Regions from separate parts of the Homo sapiens genome. Here regions 1 and 3 are each linked to region 2. A link is a loop called in an ENCODE intact Hi-C map of the cell type or tissue named here. Cell type or tissue: Calu3. All regions are shown on one strand.

Region 1 (8,000 bases), 140 kb after region 2:
GACAATAGGATAGCTGAACTCAGATCTCTTTCAGGACTTACTGTCAAAATGCCACTAAAGCAAACCCAAAGGGTTAACCTCAAGCCTAGCAAATGAAGGGGAGTAAAACAGTCAAAAAGGTGGCCGGGCATGGTGGCTTATGCCCGTAATCTCAGCACTTTGGGAGGCCGAGGCAGGTGGATCATGAGGTCAGGAGTTCAAGACCAGCCTGGCTAATATGGTGAAACCCCGTCTTTACTACAAATATAAAAATTAGCTAGGCATGGTGGCACGCGCCTGTAGTCCAAGCTGCTCAGGGGGCTGAGGCAGGAGAATTGCTTGAATGCAGGAGGTGGAGGATGCAGTGAATCGAGATCGCGCCACTGCATTCAAGCCTGGGCCACAGAGCGAGACTCCATCTCAAAAAAAAAAAAAAAAAAAAGTCAAAAAGGTAATCCCAATGTTTCATGAAGTATTGCTTTGACCTTGAAAGAAATGTGGTCTAGAACTTACCCCAACTAAATCCTAAAGTAGGTTTACTTTTACTGCACTGGGTGTGGTAGCTCACGCCTGTAATCCCAGCACTTTGGGAGGCCAAGGAGGGTGGATCACGAGGTCAGGAGATCGAGACCATCCTGGCTAACACAGTGAAACCCTGTCTCTACTAAAAATACAAAAAATTAGCCGGGCGTGGTGGCGGCACCTATAGTCCCAGCTACTTGGGAGGCTGAGGCAGGAGAATGGCGTGAACCTGGGAAGCAGAGCTTGCACTGAGCCGGAGATTGCAGTGAGCCGAGATCGCGCCATTGCACTGGGAAACAGAGCCAGACTCCGTCTCAAATAATAATAATAATAATCATCATCATCATCATCATCATCATCATCATCATCATCATCATCCTATGCTTTAAGTCAACAGAGAAATTTTACACACCTTGACACTGCCACTGCCCCCTCCCCACCCCAACCCTCCCACCCTCTGCAGAGCAAGATAATAGGGAAGGTCTTTTTCTACATGAGATGTAAACAGACATTTACTAGATATATGAACTAGTTAGGGCGTAATGGTTCAAAGCAAGGGCACTGGAACTCGACTGCTTGGTTTCAAGTCTGGCAAGTAGGTCAAATCACTTAAGTTTCCTATGTCTCAGTCTCCTGATCTATAAAATTGGAATGATGATAGAATGTGGCTTATAGGGCTATCATGGAGATTAACTGAGGGGAACAATGTCTGGGACAGTTTACTCAATATATTTTCACCATTTTTGATGTTACTACCAACAACTTCCAATCTTTGGTGTTAATAGCAAGGCTTGGCATAACAGTTCATTTGATTTCAGCACGGTGTGTGCTTTGCCAGAGTTATTTGGGTTTACTTAGATTGATTGGAACATCTGTTTTCTGTCCTTGACTATACAACTGATGACAAAATAATTGCGGGCCCAAAGGAATAAGGAAAATGAGGTACCAGGTAGTAGGTATAACCCAGGCTAGCATTTTAAACATTAAGAATAAACCAAAATCTGCTTATTTCATGAAAAGCCACAATTACATGTAGCACCATGCATACTGCAGTTTAACTTGGGATGGCATTCATCATTTCTGTCTTCATGCCACACTCCTCCATGACTTAGAGCAATCAGAAACCAATTCAAGAGGCTGGTTGTATTGCGAGGAGTGGAGAGAACAAAGAACAGACCTTCTGATAACTGGGTCTCACTCCTGTTTCTCCTTCCTACCCAGAAAGATCAAATCTCAAAGGTAGGCTAATATGTATAGCTTGGAAATTTGAGACTTAGAGAAAACTAGAAAAATCCACAGTGAAGACAAAGCAAAAACTTGATGTCAGAAATTCCTTTCTTCCTAACTTCAACACAGCCTCTAGATTACTTGGACATTATCATCTATGACTTCAGAAAAGACAATTTCTCATTCTCAGACATTAGGCATGGTAAAGTATCAGGTTGAAATCTAATCCAAACAGCCAAGTTAACTCACAAAAATTACTTTGTAAAAATTAAAAATAGAAAAAAAAATTAAGAGAACTGGCCTAAGCATCACAAATGCATCTTATGGAATAAGTCCTTAAATAGATCAAATACTGTGACTCGAAGGCACACAAATGCTTCCTGAAAATTTATAAATTGATTAATTCAACAGCTATTTACTGATCCCCAATTATAAGCCAGGAACTATGCTGGGTGCTAGAAATCTAAAGATGAAAGTTGTTTCCTTGTATTCTACAAGATCCCAGTCTAGCAGTGGTGGAAAAATACACAGGCAGACATTTATAAGACACTATGCGAATGACCAGTGACTCAGATCTGAATAGTCTAACAGAAGGAAGGAGCCCCAGCCCCTGACCTAGTTTGGATGGTTGGAGGCAGGGGCTCCTAAAGCAGGTGAGGCAGAAGTATATCAGCCATCAGGGAAGGAAGATGGGGAGGTAAAGGCTTTCAAGTACACCCTGAGACAAAAGAGACAAAGTCAAATACACAGTAGAGAAAAATAGCCAGATGGTACAAAACTGTTGAGCTACACAGTCTGAAGGAGATGGAACTCTGCATTCTGAAGAAGTTGGTTAGTGTAAAGTTCTGGGTCTGAAGTCTGACAGATGTATATTTGATTCTTTCTCACCACCAGTTTCCTGTGCAAACTTCTGTAAGTGAACACACCTCTTCGAAACTCACTTTTCTCACTTGTAAGGTGGAAATAATGGCATTTCCTTTACAGGGTCATTTTTCCTGGTATCTGCACTTGATGGGGTTCAGGACATGCTATCCCAAAATATGGCATGTTAGTATTTTGAATAGTTTAAGCTGAAGGTATCTGAGAAAATCATAGAGGCATAGAGGTCACTCTTACCTTTCCCCCACCATTCTCCCCTAAAGCAGGTCATTAAACCTAGGATTTTCTGACTGTCCCCTGAAGCAGGTCATAAGACCCTCATGTGAGAGGTGCCCTCCCTGTACTCAAAGGAAAGCACCATCCTTGTATCTGGAGATGAAGGATCACACGGATGAAACTGCACTAACAGGCTTTGCTAAGTTCCCCAGTTTATTACCATTAAATCATGCCCTTCTTGCCCTATCATATTTTTCCATGTCTGTCTACTCTTCATCAAGCCTAACATAAAAATACTCATGTTTAACTGTTCCTCTGGGTCTACATTTCTGTATGATACCTCCCATATCACATAAAACATATTACATAAATGTGTATGCTTCTCTCTTGTTAATCTATCTTTTGTTAAAAGGGCCCCAGCTATGAACCTAGGATAGACAGAAGAAAAGATAACTCTCCTCGTCTACACTCTATTTAAGGTCCAGGACCCAAGGAAACCCCCCAGCTTATCTTGGGGCAAACTGGAATAGTTGCTCATCCTAGGTATAAGGCAAGAGCCTTGTACTTGGGATATAGGCACTACTAAACAAATGTTAGTGTACAATTTCTCTTGGGAGAAAGCAGGACTAGGTTGCCTTCAGCAACCTTCTCTTGCCCCTAGACAAATGGTCTCATTTATAAAATTATTCAAAGGCTCCTTGAAGGTAGGGAAAGTAATCAGCACCCCAGATAATCCCCTCAAAAACATAAAACAAACCAGTGAGATGCTTGAGGAAAACACCAGGAAACAGATGGGAAGTGACAGGACAGGTTCTTTAGAACATTTAAACTAAAAAAAAAAGCCTGAAATTTAAGGAAAAAAAATATTAATTAGCAGGCTAGCTCTCTTCTCTCTCCAACCTCTGATGCCAAGCTCAGTACCACCTCCTGTGATAAGAGTTTCGGTTGCAACAGAAACTTCCAAAGGTTTTGTCAGGGTTAGTTGAACATTGACAGATTCTTCACAGCTTGGAATTAAATCTGAGAGCCAAAACCAGGCCAAGTTTCTATAAAGGCTAGGATTTTCCCTGGGGAGGGTTAGAGGGCTCTCCCACCTCTAGACTGATTAATTTATCCTTGACTCAAGCTTCGGACAATAAGACCAAAAAAGACAAATAGATTCTGAACCTGGATGTTGATTCTATCCCTCGCCTGCCACCACTACTCCCAGGAGACTAGAAACGGGATTGTAAGGTGACCCACACCACCGGATAAGACTCAGGCCAGAGGGCTCAGAGAATTAAGTGATAGGCAGAGCAGCTGGGGAGAAAAAACAAGCAAAACAAAACAAAACCCTAAGCAGGATAAAAAGCCCAGGGTTGTGGCACAATGAATGACATGTGGCTGACATAGTTTCAAAGAGAACAACAGCTTAGATAAATAGTGTAGAAGATGAGAGTAAAAATGAATTCAGAAAATCTCATGAAGTATGCACTGACATTTTTCAAAACCTGCAGTTGAAATGACATCTCTGCTTCTACTGAGGACAAGATTTAGCTCTCCTCTCCACCTCTGCACCTGCTCTTGACACCTGCCCACCTTCTCTGGACAGCAGCCCCAGCCAAGCTTGGTTCTCCTTTCTCTGTGCCCATCCTAGGTGCCTTAGGGAATGAGTGCCTGTGAGGGAGGGCACTGACTTTGAGGGAGACACTTCCAGATATCACCATTTACATGACCTCACGCAAATGAACTGAGTTTTTTGGGCCTCTGACATCCCATCTCTAAAAGGGAAATGATGATTTAAAAGTAAAAAAAGCCAGGTGTGTTGGCTCATGCCTGTAATCCCGGCACTTTGGGAGGCCAAGGCAGGCAGATCACCTGAGATTGGGAGCTCGAGACCAGCCTGACCAACATGGAGAAACCCCATCTCTACTAAAAATACAAAATTAGCCGGGCGTGGTGGTGCATGCCTGTAATCCCAGGTACTCGGGACGCTGAGACAGAAATGCTTGAACCCGGGAGGCGGAGGTTGCAGTGAGCCAAGATCGTGCCATCGCACTCCAGCCTGGGCAACAAGAGTGAAACTCCATCTCAAAAAAAAAAAAAAAAAAAAAAAAAAAAAAAGTAAAGAACATACATATAGTCTTGGCTTGAAAGAACAGTGCTGTCACACGTTCAGCCCTGATTAATAGTATCTCCCTCCTCTGTTTAGAAGGATTCAATTCAGTAAACATTTACAGAGCACAACTTTACATCAGGTACTGTGCTCAGCACTGCTGGGGAAATAATACTTGAAAAAAAATGTAATCTCTGTCCTCAGAGAGCTTGTAATCTCCTGAGGAGCCAACGACATGGCAGAGGCAGACTAATCATGGCTTCAAGAGAGGACAAACAAGCCTTTTGGCAAGAAGTAATTCCCGCTGTATGGGCCTAAGAAGCCTTCTTTACTGAGGCCCTCTTTCCTCTGACCTTATGATTACAAGGATCTCCTCCACCCTGGCTGTGGCTGCTGACTCTCAGCCACAAAAATGGCTTAGCTGTTATCATCAGCAGCAGCTAGTAGTTGTGTAGTATTTACGCAGGACAGGTGCTGTTTTGAGTGTTTTAGGTAAATTAACTTATTTAATTCTTACAACTGCTATGATGATGCCCATTTTGGAGATGAAATATTTAGACTCAGCACGTTCAGTAACTGACACATGATCACAAAGACAGTAGGTGACAGCATGGAATATAAACTTAGGTAGTCTGGCTCCAGAAATCATACTTCTTTCTAACCATTAAGCTGTTGAAATGGTGTTATCTGTATCCCTGTACATATTTTTGGTACATTGAAGTACACATTTCTTTCGGATATATTCTGCATATCCATATTATTTTTCATTCTCCTTCTGATTTTTCTCCTATTAAATTCTGTATTTCAAAGGAAATAATTTTAAAATGACTTTTAAAATAACATTCAATCTACCATTTTGAAGTACCACTAGGCAAACCTGGAATATATCCAAGTCAGTTCTGTTTTCTTGTGAGTTCTTTGGAATGGTAACTCCCCAGACTCCCTTCAGCATGGGCCAGAGGCAGTAACTAGGCCAGACAAGATGGAGCAGCTACCATCTTGCCAGGATTTCCAGCTCTGTACAGGCCTGGCAGCACCTGCTGTGCTGTCGGTGGGCACTGTGCCCTCAAGTTAGATGGTCCTTTTCATTGTCCATATCCTCCCTCCATTCAGCTGTCTGCTTGCCAATCTATAGCCGAAATTCTGGCAGGCTGGCAGGTGTTCTTCCCTTCTTCTCCCTTCCATCATCTTTCTATGGGGCTGTGTGGCCCAAGGCAGAGATGAAAGAGGCTCAGAATCCCTGGTTATATATACAAGAGAAACTCAATGTATTAACATTCCATGGAGAAAGTAATCACTGATGAAATAATTTCAGCTGAGGAAGTTGCAATTCTATCTAATACATTGTTTGAGGAAGGCTCACTGTTAAAGACATCAAAAAACAAACAAACAAACAGACAAATAAAAAAGCCTACTTGCCACCACTATCACTAACATGGATTGTGCACTAAAAAAGAGGATTCATAACATAATTTTTCCCTTACTTGATTACTCATGATTATGAGTATAGCAAGGTGGGAGTAGAATTTAACATTTATGAAGCACCTAATACAGGCAGGAAGTGTGTTGAGTTGGGAGTTGCTCCTTTGTGTGCTGACATATAAAGTGACACACCCTGACTTCACTTCTAACAAACTCCTTCTCTAATTGTTTATTAATTACCACTCACCTCCTCCTCTCCGTTCTTCAGAGCCAGGTTATTTCATACTCATGTCTGCATTCCCAGTGCCTAGCACAGGGCGGCCCAGAGCCTTTGATATTTTTAATAAACCTTATCAATGAAGTATAACCTACATTAAAAAGCTACAGATTTTAAGTATAGAATTTAGTGGAGTCTTACAAAGTAAACACACCTATCCAGATCAAGAAATAAACCTCATGTCCTTTTCCAAATACCATGCCTTGCCAGAGATAACCACTGTCCAGATGTCTACACCACAGGATTTGCTTAATTTTTAAACCATTCGGTGTATTTTCTTTGTGCCAGCTTCAGTCACCCATGTTTGTGAGATTCAACCACACTGCTGCATGTAGCAATATTTTGTACATTTTTGTTGCCATAAAATCCTTTACTCCACGAATATACCAAACATTGATGAATTCTATTATTGATGGGAACTGGGGGTTTGCAGTTTTTGCCTATTGCAAATAATGGTTTTACATGTATTACTATATACGTATTTTTTCTGGTACACATTTCTGTTGGATATATGTCTAAGAATAGGACTGCTGAATCATAGCCTATCATGATACTGCCAAACTCTTTCCCAAAGTGTGGTCATATTTCCACATCAATGCTTGAGCATTTCAGGTGTTTGATATCCCCATCAATACTTGGCATTATCAAACCGTTTGATTTTAGCCAACCTGCAGGGTGTGTAGTGATATCATAGTATGGTTTTAATTTGGACTTTCCTAATGACTAACAAGGCTGGACAATTTTTCGTATCTTATTGTCCATTTGTATATCCTCTTTTCTGCAAAGCTGCTCAAATGTATATATGCACACATTTATACACATTTAACCATTGTTCTGTCAAAATAATTGTTCTTTTCTCATTAATGTGTAGACATTCTTTACATACTCTGGATACACATCTTTTGTTATATGCATTGCAACTATTTCCTTCCACTTTGTGGCTTGCATTTTCACTCTTTTAATGGAAGCTTTTGATGAAAAGAAGTTTCTTATTTTAACATAGTCTTATTTACCAATCCTTTTCTTTATGGTTGTACTTACATTAATGTCCTATTTAGGAAAATTGTCTATCTCAAAGTCATGAAGACCTTGTCTTTTAGGAACTTTATTTTTTTAAATTTCATACTTAAGTTTTTAATCTGTTTGGAATGTATTTGTATGCATAGTATAAGGAGAAGGGCCAAAATTCAATTTCTGCCATAGTGATAACCAATCGGCAGGGTACTATTTCACTGAAAAATACATTGCTTCCTTACAGCTCTGGCAACGGCATCTTTGCCACAAATTAACTGTCCATACATGTGTGAGTTTGTTTCTGGGCTCCTTAATCTGTTTTCCTCTGGGTTGTCTGTCCTTCCCTCAATACCATTCTTAATTACTTCG
Region 2 (8,000 bases):
GTAACATCGTATTCACAAACAGTGCCATCTGATTTGGGGGGAGCTGGGTTTTATCTATTCCCAGGAATCATGCATAGCATATGTATACAGAACATAGTCATAGGTCTCCATATAAGGCAATCCCCCAACAACCCTGCTTTATTTCTTGGTGTTAATGTCAGATAATTTTAAGCACAGTCCTGGGATAGCCTACAAACAGTGAGGGGCATGGACTTTGGAGTAAGATCTGAATTTGAGTGCTGGCTCTCTCACTTGCTAGACCACAGGCACATTACTTAAACTTTCTGGCCCTGTTTCTTGTCTGTAAAGATGAAGTGAATAATCTAACTTGCAAGAATTAAATGTCATCTAAAGTACCTTAGCACAGTGCCAGGCTCAGGGTAGGTACAGAAAAATACTCGTTATTCTTCTCTTTAGCAGAAGTTAAGGTAGGAAAATCAAAACAAGGAAAGGGATTCCAGCGTTTTTATCATTACCTACAGAGCAAGGAATCTAGTTTAGTGCTATTCAAAGGGCCCATCTGTGGTGAAAGGAGTTGGCCCCAGGATGTAAGCCAGCACACCGGTTCCTTCATTGAGAACATCTTGCTATGAATAAAATGACAGCTGAACTAAACAGTACACTTGGTGACATAATTGATTTACATTCTGATGCAAGTTCCTTGTTTCATAGCAAATCTGAACAAACCATTTAGAGACTGCCCTCTAGTCTGCAGACCGCTCTGAATAGTCCAGGGTGGGTGACTCAGTTGAATGTCTCCAAGTGCTTCTGAAGATTCCTTCCCACCCTCCTCTGAGCTTAGAGATGTGGCCTTCTACAGAATACATCAACAGGTTCCCTTGCTCTCTGATTCTGATTCCAGCCAATGGTGAGGCAGGCAGGAGATTAGAGAGAGGGAGAATAGGGTTAACAGTGCAGCCCTTTTCTTCCAGGGTCACTGTGCAGTCTCCACACAGCCCTCTGTTCTGGGCATCCAGTAACTGCACTTTTCCCTCGCCTCTACAGGCCCAGCTGTTACAAACCCGAGGGTCACATTCTCCCTGTGATTTCTCTATGTCTCTATGACTGCAATTTTGTAAACAGTCCCTCTTTTAAACCCTCTCAAATTACTCAAATTTGAGGGTGCCCTCTGTTTACCTGTGAGGACACTAACATTTACCAAAGGGATATTTTGATATACATTTAAATTCTTGTCATCTATTTCTGATACTAGTTTTTAAAGTAATGGTAATCACTTAGCCCCATAAGAATCCATTTCCACTTGTGGCTGAGCTGAACAGTCTTTGGTTTGGGAATCCCAGGCTAGTACTTGGATTCTGCCTCTCTCACTTTCTAGCCATTGGCTTTGGTAACTCACTTACTCTCTCTAACCCTGTTTCCTCATTTGTAAAATTATTATAATATTATAGAAAATGTCTTTATATACAATTTTTCATATGGTGTAACTTTTTAAAATGTTCAAATTTCTTTGAAATGCATACAATTAAATACATGCTACTCAAGATTCTGATCCCACGCTAGTTTTTTATGGTTCACTGCAGAGGATCAAATACCTCTGTTAGGAAACTATAATTATGATTTCTTTTGTTTTCTTCTGCATATTCTTGATCATCTGCCTAAATGCTGCAACTGAAACTCTTTTAAGACACTGTACCTTCCACACTCTGAATCGAACCTCAAACTTTTTCTAGTAGTATGTATGTGTGTGTGTGTGTGCATGTGTGTGTGTGTGTGTGTGTATTTTTCAAGGCAATTTTCCCCATCACAGAATATTACTGATTTAACTAAAAGCCTTGTCTTTCCTGATCTCTCATTTGAATATTATACAGCATGGATTTCATTGCTATTCATGAGTTATTTTAGTGTAAAGAAAAAAAACCTATTTCTAGTTTATTCCAACAAGAATGTTTACAATAAAAAGTAAAGGCATAAATAGTAATTAGAGTGAGGAATTAATTACTTACAGGCACGTCTTTCTATGAGATAAATCTTACACATTTTTGTTTAGGTTTACACCAGTATGAAATGCCATCTTGAACAAAATCAAGTCAAACAGGTAAACCTTATTATAGAAAGAGAGTTCTGTAATCCTTCAAAGTTTCTAAGAACTTAGTAGATGTTTAGCCCTTGGTTGCTTTTATAAAAGCCCAATTCTTACATTCCTGAATAAAAATTGTGGGGGGAGGTGAGAGAGATATTTGGGAAAATGCGTTTTGTTAGCCTAAACCTTTGTGTTAATAACAATAGCATTTAAGTATCTTTTAATTCAAGTTATTTTAATCTATTAAAGTATTCCTTAATCTATTGTACTTCATTATTGAAGTATCTTTTAATTCATGTTCTTAATTAAAGTGCTTTTTATATCTACCTAAAGTGCTTCTTTTATCTACCTTTTTATAGCTACAAAAAGTAAACAGGCATATATTATGATTAAAAGCAAACAAGTAGAGCAAAATAATACTGGTGAGTATGGTCATTCTCTGGGGAAATGAATTAGAATATTTCCATGCCAAAGAGGGCACCCTGCTTATTTTTATTTCTGTGTTGGACACTCAACCAAGCAATGATGACAAATACATAATGCTATTTTTTATAAACGATACCACCTTGTGAGAGGTGTCTCAGTTGCCATAGTGTACTTCCCTAGCAATGTATATGTATCTACAGGATATGGTCTGATGGAATACAAAGAGCGTGGGCTTTGTATTAAACAAGTTATACAACATTTCTGAGCTTCAGAGTCCTCATCTGCACAAAGATTGCTGCTACCAACCACTGGGTTGCTTCAAGGGGTCTATGAAATGACAATGGATGGAAAGTAACAGGTCCTGTTCTTGGATCACTCTGTAAGGAACAAGAGAGTCAAATGATGTGTATCTTATATTGAAATAATTTCCTTAAAAAATTACAATTTTCAGCTAATGTTTTGACTTTTATACCCATGGTATCATTCTGCAAACTGGATTGAAACCAGAGGTTTTATAATTAATCAGAACCTGATCTATTTTTGTTTTATTCTATTTTTTTTTTTTTTCTGGAGGGGTCGAAAAAACTCTTAAAAAAAAAAAAAAAGAATGTATTGTTAACCAGGTGTGGCAATAAGAATAATGAATGTTAGGGCCAACTTCATATTCTTAATTGAATTCTTCTTTCAATTATTAATTATTATACCATTCCAAAGTTTTCTGTTGACTTTCTGAGGGACACTGACATATGGGACAGGATACTCAGAAAATTCAATCAGTAATCTGAATCTATTTAATTAGGAATCAGAATCTCATCCAGAAACACATGCTTAAGCAGCAAAGGGCAAAAGGCTACTAAAAAAAAAAGCTGATAATATCAGGACCATATGTGAAATAAGTAGGATTATAAGAGGCCTGGGGATGAAAGCTAAATAGAACTAAAATGGAACTAAAATCCATGGCAAGAGATTCCTTATATACAAGAAATGTAAACCCTGAGTTTTCAGACACTACTGATGGGAGTATAAATTATTACTATGTATCAGAACCCTAAATGCTGGGCACACTTTTTGCCTGAACAATTATATGCCTCTAATTTTATTTTATAGAGATAATTTAGGATGTGTGCAAACATTTAGTAACAGAGATGTCAGTTGCAGCATTCTTTAAAACAATGGAGAAAACCTAAATATTCAAGTCTGGAGGACTGGTGAAATAAGCTATAATATATTCTATTAGGTAGAAAATTATGCAGCCTACAAAAATGATAAATAAAGAAGTTTACTACATATTTTTGAGTATAGGAAAAAGGTCTAAAAAGATAAAACTTTATGCATTGTATAATACATTTTGTAATTTAAAAGTATAAAATGATTTTAAAATATGTACAAAAAGACTAAGAGAATAGAAACCATAATATTAAATAGTTAATAAGTAAATAATTTAAAATAGGTTATTTTAGGATAACAAGATCAATGTTTTCATATTTTCACTCATCTTAATTAAATTTTCTTATTTTTGTCCCCAATGAACATGAAATGTTAGTATTCCAGACAAAGAAAAAAATGCAAGTAAACTAAATTGAATGCACCGAGAAATGGGATGGTTTCATACTTCTGAACATCTACGGTATTTCAGTTTTTTCTAACCTCTGGAAACTAAAATAATGATAATCAGCTTTATTTTGCAAATAGCAAAACTGTTATTTATCGTGACAGAAAGCCAAATAGAGCTAAAAAAAAAAATCACAGAAAGTTGACTCTTACAAAATAAAATAGAATGGGAGACATGTTATATACAAAAATCATAGGCTCTGAAATGCATAACAGGTGATGAGTATAACTGGCCCTAAATGAAGTGAATTTCATGAAAAAGAACAGAAGTAGAGGTTTCAGCTAAGCAATGAGGATGTTTGCAAGGAATGACCTCAAGGGTAGACCACTGCGGTCAGCATGGATGGTTTATCTTGTGGGCACACATTACAGAAAGGGTGAGTAATCACAGCTCTCAACTGGCCACTTACATGTATTGGTCTTGAAGACACAGGAGTCTGTCTGGAACGTGACAGGGAAAGTTGATGGTGAGAGTGCATGGAGTCAGTGGTTTACAGGGGTGGCAACACTCACACAGTGGGAGGAAGGAAGGTCTGTGATTAATTGGCTGATTCCAAGGGCTTATTTTCTTTACACTGGTACTCCCCTTAAAATGACTGCTGAATGCATTTTGATCTCTTGTCACTGTCTCCTTTTACTGATTTTTGCTTCAGATGCTTCCTCCACTCCTTTTTTTCAAGGGTGGGGGGTGGTGGTTCAAGACAAATAGCACTGCTGGAATTAAAGCTTGTTTTGTCTAAATAGACTTGAATAAAAACTGCCCCTGAAGATAAGAAATTACAGAAAGCTAATGACATCTGCAGGGGGCCTGAAGGAAACAGAAAGTGGAGAGCCATTTCATGTTGCTGTCTCTTTGCCATTTGATTGAGTTTTCTCTCACAACGACTTGAAACTGCTTCTTGTTTTATTTATTTGTCCTTGTATTTCTTAGAATCTTTTAACTGTCTGTGCTTAGAAAGTGTAAGCATAGTGATATTTCATAAACTTAGTTTTTTTCCAGTTTATTGATTTTCCAGGACCTGGGAGCCTAGAGAAGTGTTATGGAACACTCTCAGCTTCTAATTATAATTATTTGTTTTCCAAGATATTCAGAATTACAGAGGATCATTTTGTACTCTACTGATGATGGGGGAGGGATCAAGTAGAAAGGTCACAGAGGTCAAGACTGCAGGGATTCCACATTCCTAAGAGTAAAGGGAGGGGAAGTGAACTGCCTTCTTTGTGTCCCCTCCCACTTATTCAATAGCTAAATTTTTACTGTGAGAGCAGCATATCTGTGGCTTGATTCCATATTTTTCATTAAACCGCAGATATAAAGCTGATCATGATTTGCCTTCAAGAATACTTGTCCACAAGGAGACTGTTCTCTTTAGTAAAGACACAGTTTTGAAAACTACTAAAAGGAAAACACCCTTTCTAAAGAGGGGCAACTCTTTAAGATAGTATTAGTCATTGTATTCTTTAGAATGAACGAATGGCTATGTCAGTATCCTTTGTGAGATCCGAATTTGACAAAGAAATAGTAAGAAGACTTTAGATGTCTAAAGGGAGAGAGAGAGCAGGAAAGGACAAGGGAAGAGAGACAGAGACAAACTAAGAGAAGGAGAATCTGAATGGATAAAAGAACAAAAGAAGGAAGCTAGGAATTGTCAGCATGTTTCAAAATTTGCAATATCAATAGATCTTGTTGTTGGCCAATCTTTCATTAAGGGCCCACCAGAATATTCCATCCAGTCTCCCTTCCCCTGATAAAATTCTCCCAGAATTGAGATACACAGAGTCTACAAAAGCTACAAGTAAAATCTACAGCTGTGGATCCATTGGTATCACCCAAGAAAGGTATAGGACTCTACCCCCGGCTGAAAATCATCCATTCAGGGGCCTATGAAAACCCTGTCTCCTCAAGCACATAAAAGTTTTTCCTACCTCTACTGTCTGGGTCCTCTGGATTCTTCCCAGCCTTCCCAGCATCTGAAGGAGGTGACTCTGGTTGAGTCTACCAAAATTGGCCTATCTAGATAAGAAGTGAAATCCTCCATCTAACCACCAGATGTGTGGTCCATGAGAAGATAAAACATCTGACTTGCTGGAATAGTTGAGGTGCTGGCAGGAATTGCTCAACTTTCTTAAGGAGGGGAAGGCAGGTACCCTGCAAACCAAGCCAGGGTCCCTGAAGTTCAAAGAAAAGACTGTGTTGAAGTTCAGGTTGAAAATATGAATCACAGAAAGAAAGCAATTCAATTTTGCCTCACCTTGCCAGAATCTGAAGCTGGTCCTCAGACCTGGGGCACAAAGGTTGGCCCCTCTTCTTTGGAGGGGAGCAAATGACGCCAAGTCTACATGCATTTTCATTTCCAAAGCAGTTCCAAATATTTTATCATTCTAATGATATTGATTACACCTGAGAGGTCACTGGAACTTTCAAAGGCTCTTTATCTCGATAGTCCCATATGGGTGGCAATTCTTATTTAAACATTAAAAAAAATACATAAAACAGACAAATAAAACAAGCACCCAGAGAGAACAAGTGACATCGTCTGAGGACAGTAAAGCAAGCACAGAGCTCCAGACTATGGGGAGTCTGTCAGGTAAGTGATGACAGATAAGACCTCAGGACTCTCTCAGCTGGTGGCTCCCTTTACTAGATTGTGTCTCCTGAAAACGATCAGGACAGGCACACACATCCTTGGGTTGAATAGGAGACATGAGCTTGTCTTTACAATGCTGTGAGCCTTGCAGCTGCTACTCAAGTCATCAGTTCCAAATCTGATCTACTATATCTTAGATTCTGTTACAGAAGACTAACAGCAAATCTCATGTAGTCAAGATGTCAGTGTGGAATTAAGCTCAGTTTCCCATTAGGGGAAGATGTGAGTGGAATTCCTTTGGAGCTGGAGATCCCAGTTTTGAATAAGATATCAATGAAGCCATGAGTCATGGTATGATGTATCTAGTATAGCAGCCTCATCTTGAAAGGCTATTCTCTGTTTGAGCTACAGACTATCTCCTGATTTGTGACCTATGGCATTTCTTTTCAGAAAATACACCACTGAACACTTAAGAAGCCAGAAAATATTTTTAAAGAAAAAACAAATCGAACAAATTAGAAAAAGAATGACAGGATAAGATATAGACCCAGAGAGACCTTCATTTCAATTCTGCTTCTGCCCTTTCTGTGTAGCCTTGGACAAATTACTTAAAACATCTCTGAAGCTTGGCTTCCTATCACAGAAGGATAAAAACACGCATCCTGCAAGCAGGATGACTGTCAAGATTAAATGAGGTGTCTTATCTCAGGCTACTATAACAAAATGCCATAGACTGGGTAAACAACAGAAATCTATGTTCTCACAGTTCTGGAGGCTCAAAGTCTGAGATCAGGGTGCCAGCAATGTCAGGGTCTCGTGGGAGCCCTCTTTTGGCCTATAGAAATGGACTTCTTGCTGTGTCCTCACATGGCAGAGAGAACAAGCCAGCTCTCTGGTGTCTTTGTATAAGGGCCCATCAGACCATCATAACCCATCAGACTAGGCTCCTGCCCTCATGATTTCATCTAACCCTAATTAGCTCCCAAAGACCCACCTCCATATACCATCACATTGAGGGTCAGGGCAAATTTTGCAGGAATACAAATATTCAGTTCACAACACAGGGTAACCTCTGCAGAACCTTAGTAAGCATCCCCCCTGTTTTAACTATTATAATTTGCCGCAGGAAGGGCAAGATATTTAATTGTGAGAACATCTCCGTCAGCTGATACACTAAAATAATAATTGACAATTCATTGATATTTCAACAACAAATATCTCCATGTGCTATTTTTGAGAAAGGACGAGACTATCCAGAAAAAGTCGAGAACTGAACTATACCACCTTTGTTTAAAGACTCACTCAGAATCCACAAGAATTCATGAGTGGATTTA
Region 3 (8,000 bases), 120 kb after region 2:
AACAGAGACAAAGTGTCATTTTCATTACATCATATCAAGGGTACGTACTATCAACATGACTTATCATTGTTGATGTTGACCTTGTCACGTGGATGCTGTTTCTCATATTTCTCCAATGTAAAATTACTCTTCCCCCGTTTTCCATACCATATTTTGTGGAAGGAAATCGCTATGTGCAGCCCACACTTAAGGAGTGGAAAGTTATGCTCCACCTCCTTGATGGTGGAACATTTATATAAATTATTTGGAATCTTTCTGCATGGGAGATGTCTCTCTTCTTTTCATTGATTTATTTATTCAAAATAATTTATGTCAGTATGGTCTTATGGATATTTATGTTATACTTTGAGTTATAATTCATAATACTTCATTTTACTGCTTAAATTGTTCCAGTTTTGGCTAGTGGGAGCTCCCACAGTTGGCTCCCTGTGACATATTCTCATCTTTTTTGTTGAGAACTTCCTAACTTTCTGGCACTGCAAATGCTCCAAGCTCATCTTGTATATTTCCTATTCCAATCCTAAAATCAACTATTTCTCCAAGGAGTCCTGGTTCTTTGTATTGGATAATGGTATTAGATACCATGATCTGGACACTATGTGCTTGTAAAAACTAGCTCTTGAGGTATCCTTATTTCTAGACCATCTCAGCTAACAGAGCCAGGAAATAAATATGTGTTTACTAACCTGTATATGTATATATATCCATAACTATTTCTATATGCATCCATCTGCATCTATGTTAAACTAAATATGAGTTTGTTTCAGGAAGTCAGGGACCTCAAACAGTGGGACTGGCTGGAGCTGCAGCAGAGGAACATAAATTGTGAAGATTTCATTTTAATATGGACATATATCAGTTCCCAAATAATACTTTTATAATTTCTTACGCCAATCTTTACTTCAATCTCTGAACATAAATTGTGAAGATTTCATTTTAATATGGACATTTATCAGTTCCCAAAATTAATACTTTAATAATTTCTTATGCCTGTCTTTACTTTAATCTCTTAACCCTGTTATCTTCATAAGCTGAGAATGTACTTCACCTCAGGACCACTATTGTGTTAACTGTACAAATTGATTGTAAAAGATGTGTGTTTGAACAATATGAAATCAGTGCACCTGGAAAAAGAACAGAATAACAGTGATTTTAGGGAACATAGGAAGACAACCATAAGGTCTGACTGCCTGTGGGGTCGGGCAAAAAGAGCCATATTTTTCTTCTTGCAGACAGCCTAAAACAGATGTGCAGGTAGGGAAGATATCGCTAAATTATTTTCCCAGCAAAGAATATTAATAATTAATACCCTGGGGAAGGAATGCATTCCTGGGGGGAGGTCTATAAAAGCCACTCTGGGAGTGTCTGTCTTATGAGGTTGAGATAAGGACTGAAATATGCCCTGGTCTCCTGCAGTACCCTAGGCTTATTAGGGTGGGGAAAAAACCCACCCTGGTAAATTTGAGGTCAGATCGGTTCTCTGCTCTTGAACCCTGTTTTCTGTTGTTTAAGATGTTTATCAAGACAATACATGCACAGCTGAACATAGACACTTATCAGTAGTTCTGAATTTGCCCTTGTACTGTTTCCTCAGAAGTATGTGATCTCTGTTCTCCTTTTTGCCTTTGAAGCATGTGATCTTGTGACCTACTCCCTGTTCTTGCACCCCCTCCCCTTTTGAAATCCTTAATAAAACTTGCTGGATTTAAGGCTCAGGTGGGCATCATGGTCCTACTGATATGTGATGTCACCCCCAGCAGCCCAGCTGTAAAATTCCTCTCGTTGTACTCTTTCTCTTTATTTCTCAGCCGGCTGACACTTACGGAAAATAGAAAGAACCTACGTTGAAATATTGGGGGTGGGTTCCCCCAATATGAGTTCATACTGATGTCTCTAATTCTAGTCCATAACCACATGGATTGTTCATGTGATTAACAACTCATTTTTAATAACAATATCATATTTGGTATTTTGTGCCAGGTACAGTGCCAAGTCATTTACAAAGATGGCCTAATTTGAACCTGAACAAAACTTTATGGGTAAATACTATCACTCACATTTAACAGATGCAGAAACTGAGGCACTGAAAGATGAAGCATCCTGCCTAAATTCACACAGTAAGTGGTGGGGGCAGCGTATGAGCCTATGTCTTTGAGTCTCCACATCCCTTCAATGATAGAGAACCACTATCTCAATATTAAGACTGAAAAAACTTCAGTTCTGAGCGATTTAAGATGCAGATGTAGTTCCCAGCTCTCTTCAGGTATTGTTCTGCTCAAATCTTACCTCCTCAGTGTTTCTCCCTACCCCGACCCCCCCAGGGTCCTGTCCCCATCTGACATGCTAACTGGAAGACAAGTTGCCAAGTTACAACCCAACCTGACAGCTCAAGAAAAGGATGTCAGTACAATGGCAAGGATCAGCTCCATCTTACCCCATGACTTTTCAACCTCTGGCTAACCCCTGCTGTGTATTATCTGGGGTTTTGGTGACTTGGTAGTAATTAACTCTGAACAAGCAGCTCTGCTTTCATGGAGTTAAAAAAAGAATGGCATTTTTCCCCTGTTAATTAAATCACCCACAAGGAAGATAAATGTGCAGCCCATGCTTGTATCTTCTAAAATATCAAAGGCCTTATTAACATGTCTTATGTTCAACCTCAGGCTTTTTCTCCAGATTCCTGGAAGCAACAGGAACCTGGAGGTACGAAGCTTCTAAGTATTTACCAATACTCACTTATGTGGTCATTCGTTCATTCATTTATTCTTTTTGGGTGATCTAGAAAGAGGCAACCTGGATCAAGCACAAAACGTTCCTGGGAATTTTGTCTCAATCTACTAAATTGGAAACATCAGAAGTAAGCAGACAGGAAGAAAGAGGATCCTTCAGATCATGCTGAAAACCACTTTTTGAAAAGCCCGCATCACCCTTTGGTCCCTGTGTTCTGTTTGGTTAATTTTTCCTCACAGTGGCGGTTTTATTTGCCAGAACCACAACAAAGGGGGTCCTTGAGTCTCCCTGGGAGTGTTTCCTCAGACCTGCACCTCTCCTAGACCTCACAAAGGTGTTATTGTTGCTGGGTTCCCAGCACCTGAGGAGATCAAAGGCACTTTCCCATGCCAGCATGACCACAGTCTCACCCTCATGACATAACATTAAAGCTGATGATTAATCCCCTTGGCCCAGAGGGTCCCTTCCCACTCCCAAGTACAAAGCAGGATGGGGGTGGGGACTTTATTTCCAGCACAACACAGCCATCATAAACTGGCCTTTTATGGCCCTCATTCATCGCAACCAACTGCAGCTGCCCATCAAACTCGTTAAAGCCCAAACAGTTGCTTCATGTGAGCCGTTTACATCACTAGGAAAGTTTAATAACAATCTCCACCATTTTTGAGTGTCTGCTGTGTGCTAGGTACAAACCTACATAATGCATGTTACTCAACAACCCTGTGAGACTGGCATCATTATCCCCAATTTGATGGATGAAGAATCTGAAGCTTAGAGAAGTTAAGTAGCTCACTCAGGTCAGAGGGCCAAAACATGCATGAGCAGATGTTCAAGCTTGCCTCTGGACAATGTAAAAGCCCATGTTCTCACCATTCCTCTATGGGTACATCATCTTCATGCACAATTCAGGGAGGCAAGGAGGAGTATGAGCTTTGGAATCAGAGTTAGATTTCAGTTCTTAGCTCAAGAACTTCAAAGCTTTGTGACTTTGGGAAAATTACTGGACTTTTCTACGCTTTAGGTCCCAAATGTGTACATTAAATGGGTAGGGAAAGCCAGCCTCATCTCCATTAAGAGACAGTAAGACTAAGAAGCAGGCCATCACAGAGACACTTGCATCCATTTAGATTTGCTTCTGTTCAGAAATCTGAATTGAGTGGGGTAAAAATGCCTGAGATTCAGATCTCCCAGGAGAAGCCTGATTAGATGTATCCCTGTGAAAATAAGAGATAATTTAAACAGGATTAAATCAGTATTCAGTGAAGACAATCTAACAAGTGTAGACTCATATCAAGGGAAAGAAGGGCTGGCTCCTGGGCTGGTGCCTTCTGGCTTAAAGAGGCCTCAGGCCTCTGCAGATCTCTCCCTTCAGGGACAGCTGAGCCTTACAAAAGGGCTGCTGAGCAGAAGAAATATGCTGAAATTATTATTATTATTTTTGAGATGGAGTGTCGCTCTTGTTGCCCAGGCTGGAGTGCAATGGCACTATCTCGGCTTGCTGCAACCTCTGCCTTCTGGGTTCAAGCAATTCTCCTGCCTCAGCCTCCCAAGCAGCTGGAATTACAGGTGCCTGCCACCACGCCCGGCTAATTTTTTGTATTTGTAGTAGAGACGGGGTTTCACCATGTTGGCCAGGCTGGTCTTGAACTCTTGACCTCAGGTGATCCACCCACCTCGGCCTCCCAAAGTGCTGGGATTACAGGCGTGAGCCACTGTGTCTGGCCAAATATGCTGCAATTTTTAAACTTAGAAAAATTCCATTCAAGACTGCCCAGAGCCCAAACAGAAGGAAATCTATTTCCTTAAAGTCCAGCACAAATGTCACCTCAAGAAGATTCTATCACCCTGCACCCTCCCAGGCAGAGTCAGCCACTGTTTGCTTTCTGCTCAGTAACAACAACAGTCCTAGTGATTAAGAGTGAGCCCTTGTGATGTGCTTACTGCATGTGGAGCACTTAGTATCACCTCATTTAATTCTTGCAGCACTCTGACAGGTGCTGTCACTCTCTACATATTGTAGATGAGGAATCTGGGACCCAGAGAGTTTAAGTACCTTGCCCAAAGGCCCACACTTAGTAAACTGAGGAAGTGGGACTGGAAACCACTCGGGCTGGCTCCCTCAGCCATAGAAAATGGGATGCCATGTGCAAGAATACCTCGCATATTGCTTGGCACATAACAGATGCTTAGTATCATGAGTTCAATTTGTATCTACATTGGGGGGCCTCACATTATATTCTAATACCTGTTATAACTTCATCTCATCCCACTGAGCCGATGTCATTCTTATATCCACAGTTTAGCACAAGAGCAGGGATTGATAAGTAAGTACATGTATTTATATCAACTGAACTAGAATATCTGATGGTAAAAAGGCTCAGGGGTCCCTACAGTTGCAAAACAGTCTCACATCCCACTTAATTTCCTCCATAGCTGCTTTGGTTCTGCCCTGGGCTGTGTCCCGCTCTAATCTCTGCTCATCTCCCTGCTCCTCCCCCACTCTGCCCTCTATTATACTTATCTGGGAAAATTCCAAAGAGTCGTCGATTTAAGTTTAACAGAGTAATGACTTTTAAATAAAAATATGGTAGAAATGGGTACTTATCGGAATGGAATGCTTTCAGACTCATGCATTTAAAGAAGATATAAATTTTAGGGCAGGCACTAAATTTTAACTGCAATCTTGGAGAAAGCCTTTTCACTAATTCATGGAGAAAAATTAACAAAGTGAAAATTGCTTATCAGTGTTCTTTTGAAGTCATGATACGCAGGCTAATTCTATAGATCATCAGGACGCTCCCAGGGAGATGGATTTATATTGATTGAGAGAGAGTTCCCTGGCCAAGGAAAACAGACACTCTTTGCCGAGAAGACCCCGCTACCCATTAGGGACAGATCAGTCTGGGGGAGCTAGACTTTGTCACCTTAGGATCAGATGTCACCATTCATGCCTGGGCTCTCTGGCCAGGGTGACGTCAAAGGGAGCACTCAATCCTTTTCATGCTTACTAAGAATTTGGCCCCTGGAAAAAGATCCAGCAAATGTTAAGCAAGGGAGGTAGAGTGGGGAGCTGGGCTTCTGGCTAGACAAAGCACAAGGGGCAGGCAGGGAAAAGAGGAAAGAAGTGAAAGGGTGAAGAAGCCAGCACTCAGGGTCTCCTTCCAGGCTACCTCCTGCTGTGTGGTGGCCTTGCCTTTGTGCTCAGTGGACTCACCCCCATGTGACAAGAAGACGTTCCACAGATGACAGCCAGCCGTGACGTCACTGGCTGCCCCTCACAGATGAGGCCGTGCCCTCTCACATCTGCCCCAATCACTCCTGTGAGAAAGGAAAACAAAAACAAATCCTCTTTAACACATAAAAAAAGAGGGAGAGAAAGCTAAAAACAAGCATTAACAAATCTTCTTTTTAATAGTCAAACAACATGGAGGAAGGGTCCTGTGTGTAGGGCAGTCTCAAGGAGAAACCCAAAGGGCATACTTGCCTGCATAGGAAACCTCGGAAGCCTGCTCAGATTTTGCTTTGTTCTGGTCAATGTATGGCACCCAACGTTATAATAATGGCAGTAATTGTGATTGTCATAATAAAAGCAGCAGCTATCAGTTATTTTCTGCTCACTAAATACCAGGCACTATGCTACATATTTGCATACATGGTCTCATTTTAACACTATCATAGATATTATTAATGTTAGACATCAGAGGAGAAACTAAGGTCTGCAGAGGTTAACTGACTTGCCCAAGGTCACTGCTAAGAAGGAGCGGAGCCAAATGGAATCTGGTTTAACACATCACATCTCAGTCCCAAAGAAGCAAAAGCAAAGGATGGTCTGATGACTGAATCTTTCTGGCATCCCTAGGTCACCATTCTTACTACTACTTATCGCAGAACTCCAATTGTGAAGGAGAGAATGACTGAGAGCGAGTTCCTAGTAACAGAATGCCAAATAGCAGAGGGTTTCCCATAAATGGTATAAATTCAGGCTTCTTCCCCATAGAGCTCGTATTCCTTGATACTTGCAGGGCAACTAAAGTTATAAATATGACAAGAAAGCTAGAAAGACTCTTTAGGGCCTGGAATTGTATTCATTTGTTCAAATATCCAATAAGCCCCTTCTATGCACAAAACGATATATACTAGGTGTGATGTGGAAGCCACAAACACGCAGACTTGCAGGACTACAACACAAAGCTGGGGGTGGAAAGTGCTCAGGCAGGACGCAGAGACTTGGACACAGGAGAGAACAGGTCCTGCTGACCTCATCAGCTCCCAGGCAATGCCACGTTTGCTCTCAATCTCTAATCCTTAATGCTGTTTCCCACCTCAAGACCTTCACATTTGCTCTTCCCTCTGCCTGGAATGCCATTCCCCCAACCTCGCTGTCAGGCCGACTCCTAATTATAGGGCTTCCCTGACCCTCTAGGACAGACGATTCTCCCTGTTAAATAGTCTCATGCAATGGACTTCCCTAGCACAAAAGACATGGGTAATTTTAAAACATCATATATCCCATCTGCCTCCCTTCTATAATAAAAGTTGCTAGTAGCTGGCACTCTTACTTACATGCATAGCCCAGGACCTACCACAGTAGCTAGCTCAATACAGGAAGTAAGAGTACAAATGCTTGGGGATGCAAGGATGAAGAAGACAAGTCCCTGCTCACAGTCTGGTGGGAAGGAGATGGAAGCCTAAATGGAGTATTTCAGTGCAGGGAAATCAGTGTATCACAGGAGGGGCCACAAAGGCAGCTAACCCACCTATAGGGGCCCAAGGAAGTTCAGTCTATACTCAATTCTGCAGAAGTTAGCCAGGTAAACGGCAGGGTGGGAATGTCTCATCAGACCACAAATCCCCAGATACTGAAGGCACTGGCTGCTCAGATACTTGCTAGAAAGTAATGTGAGAAAAAGGCCAGAGACAGGCCTCTTACAGCTTTCGAGGGTTTTCCACTGCTTTTTCCAAATTCTACCTTCTGGGGCACAGCAACCTGTGAATCTCTGCTATTGTTCAGAGGTCTAGCAACAGGGGGAAGTAAGACTCTTCCAAACTTTCTGTGTTAGTTATCACAGTAGTTACATATCCACAACCAGGCAATAGAAGTCTGAGACTTTAGCCTGCAAGAATCCTTGGCCTATGTGTTTTCAGATCAAGTCCGCTGCTCTGCTCAGTATTGTGGGGCTACCCCTGCAGGCAAGGGGAAGCAAGAGCCTATCTACTTCTCTTCTGTGCCAGGCAGCAGCTGCTTCCCCTCCACCACTCGGGCTCTGTTG

What was found. A loop is a pair of places that touch in the nucleus more often than their neighbours do. Peaks named below come from ENCODE experiments on the same cell type or tissue, not always from the same donor. Only the 100,000 strongest peaks of a DNase experiment are listed, where the experiment ranks them.
Region 1: a loop joins it to region 2, with 4 times the contacts of the local background. A loop is called at or near these places in 2 of 110 quality-filtered maps.
Region 3: it touches region 2 in a loop (3-fold over the local background); 2 of 110 quality-filtered maps call a loop at or near these places.

The regions. Positions count from the first base shown.
Region 1 is chr1:59,539,372-59,547,371 of GRCh38, reverse strand. The region is part of intron 7 of FGGY (FGGY carbohydrate kinase domain containing); the gene reads right to left. Among named protein-coding and RNA genes, the nearest start is that of MIR4711, 190 kb to the left of the region's middle. In Calu3, no CTCF peak of the experiment used is centred here; no DNase peak of the experiment used is centred here.
Region 2 is chr1:59,675,523-59,683,522 of GRCh38, reverse strand. The region is part of intron 14 of FGGY (FGGY carbohydrate kinase domain containing); the gene reads right to left. Among named protein-coding and RNA genes, the nearest start is that of MIR4711, 54 kb to the left of the region's middle. In Calu3, no CTCF peak of the experiment used is centred here; a DNase peak (open chromatin) is centred at 4,492.
Region 3 is chr1:59,552,172-59,560,171 of GRCh38, reverse strand. FGGY (FGGY carbohydrate kinase domain containing) reads right to left here. Exons shown (of 16, transcript NM_018291.5): 8 at 5,945-6,048. Among named protein-coding and RNA genes, the nearest start is that of MIR4711, 180 kb to the left of the region's middle. In Calu3, no CTCF peak of the experiment used is centred here; a DNase peak (open chromatin) is centred at 3,021.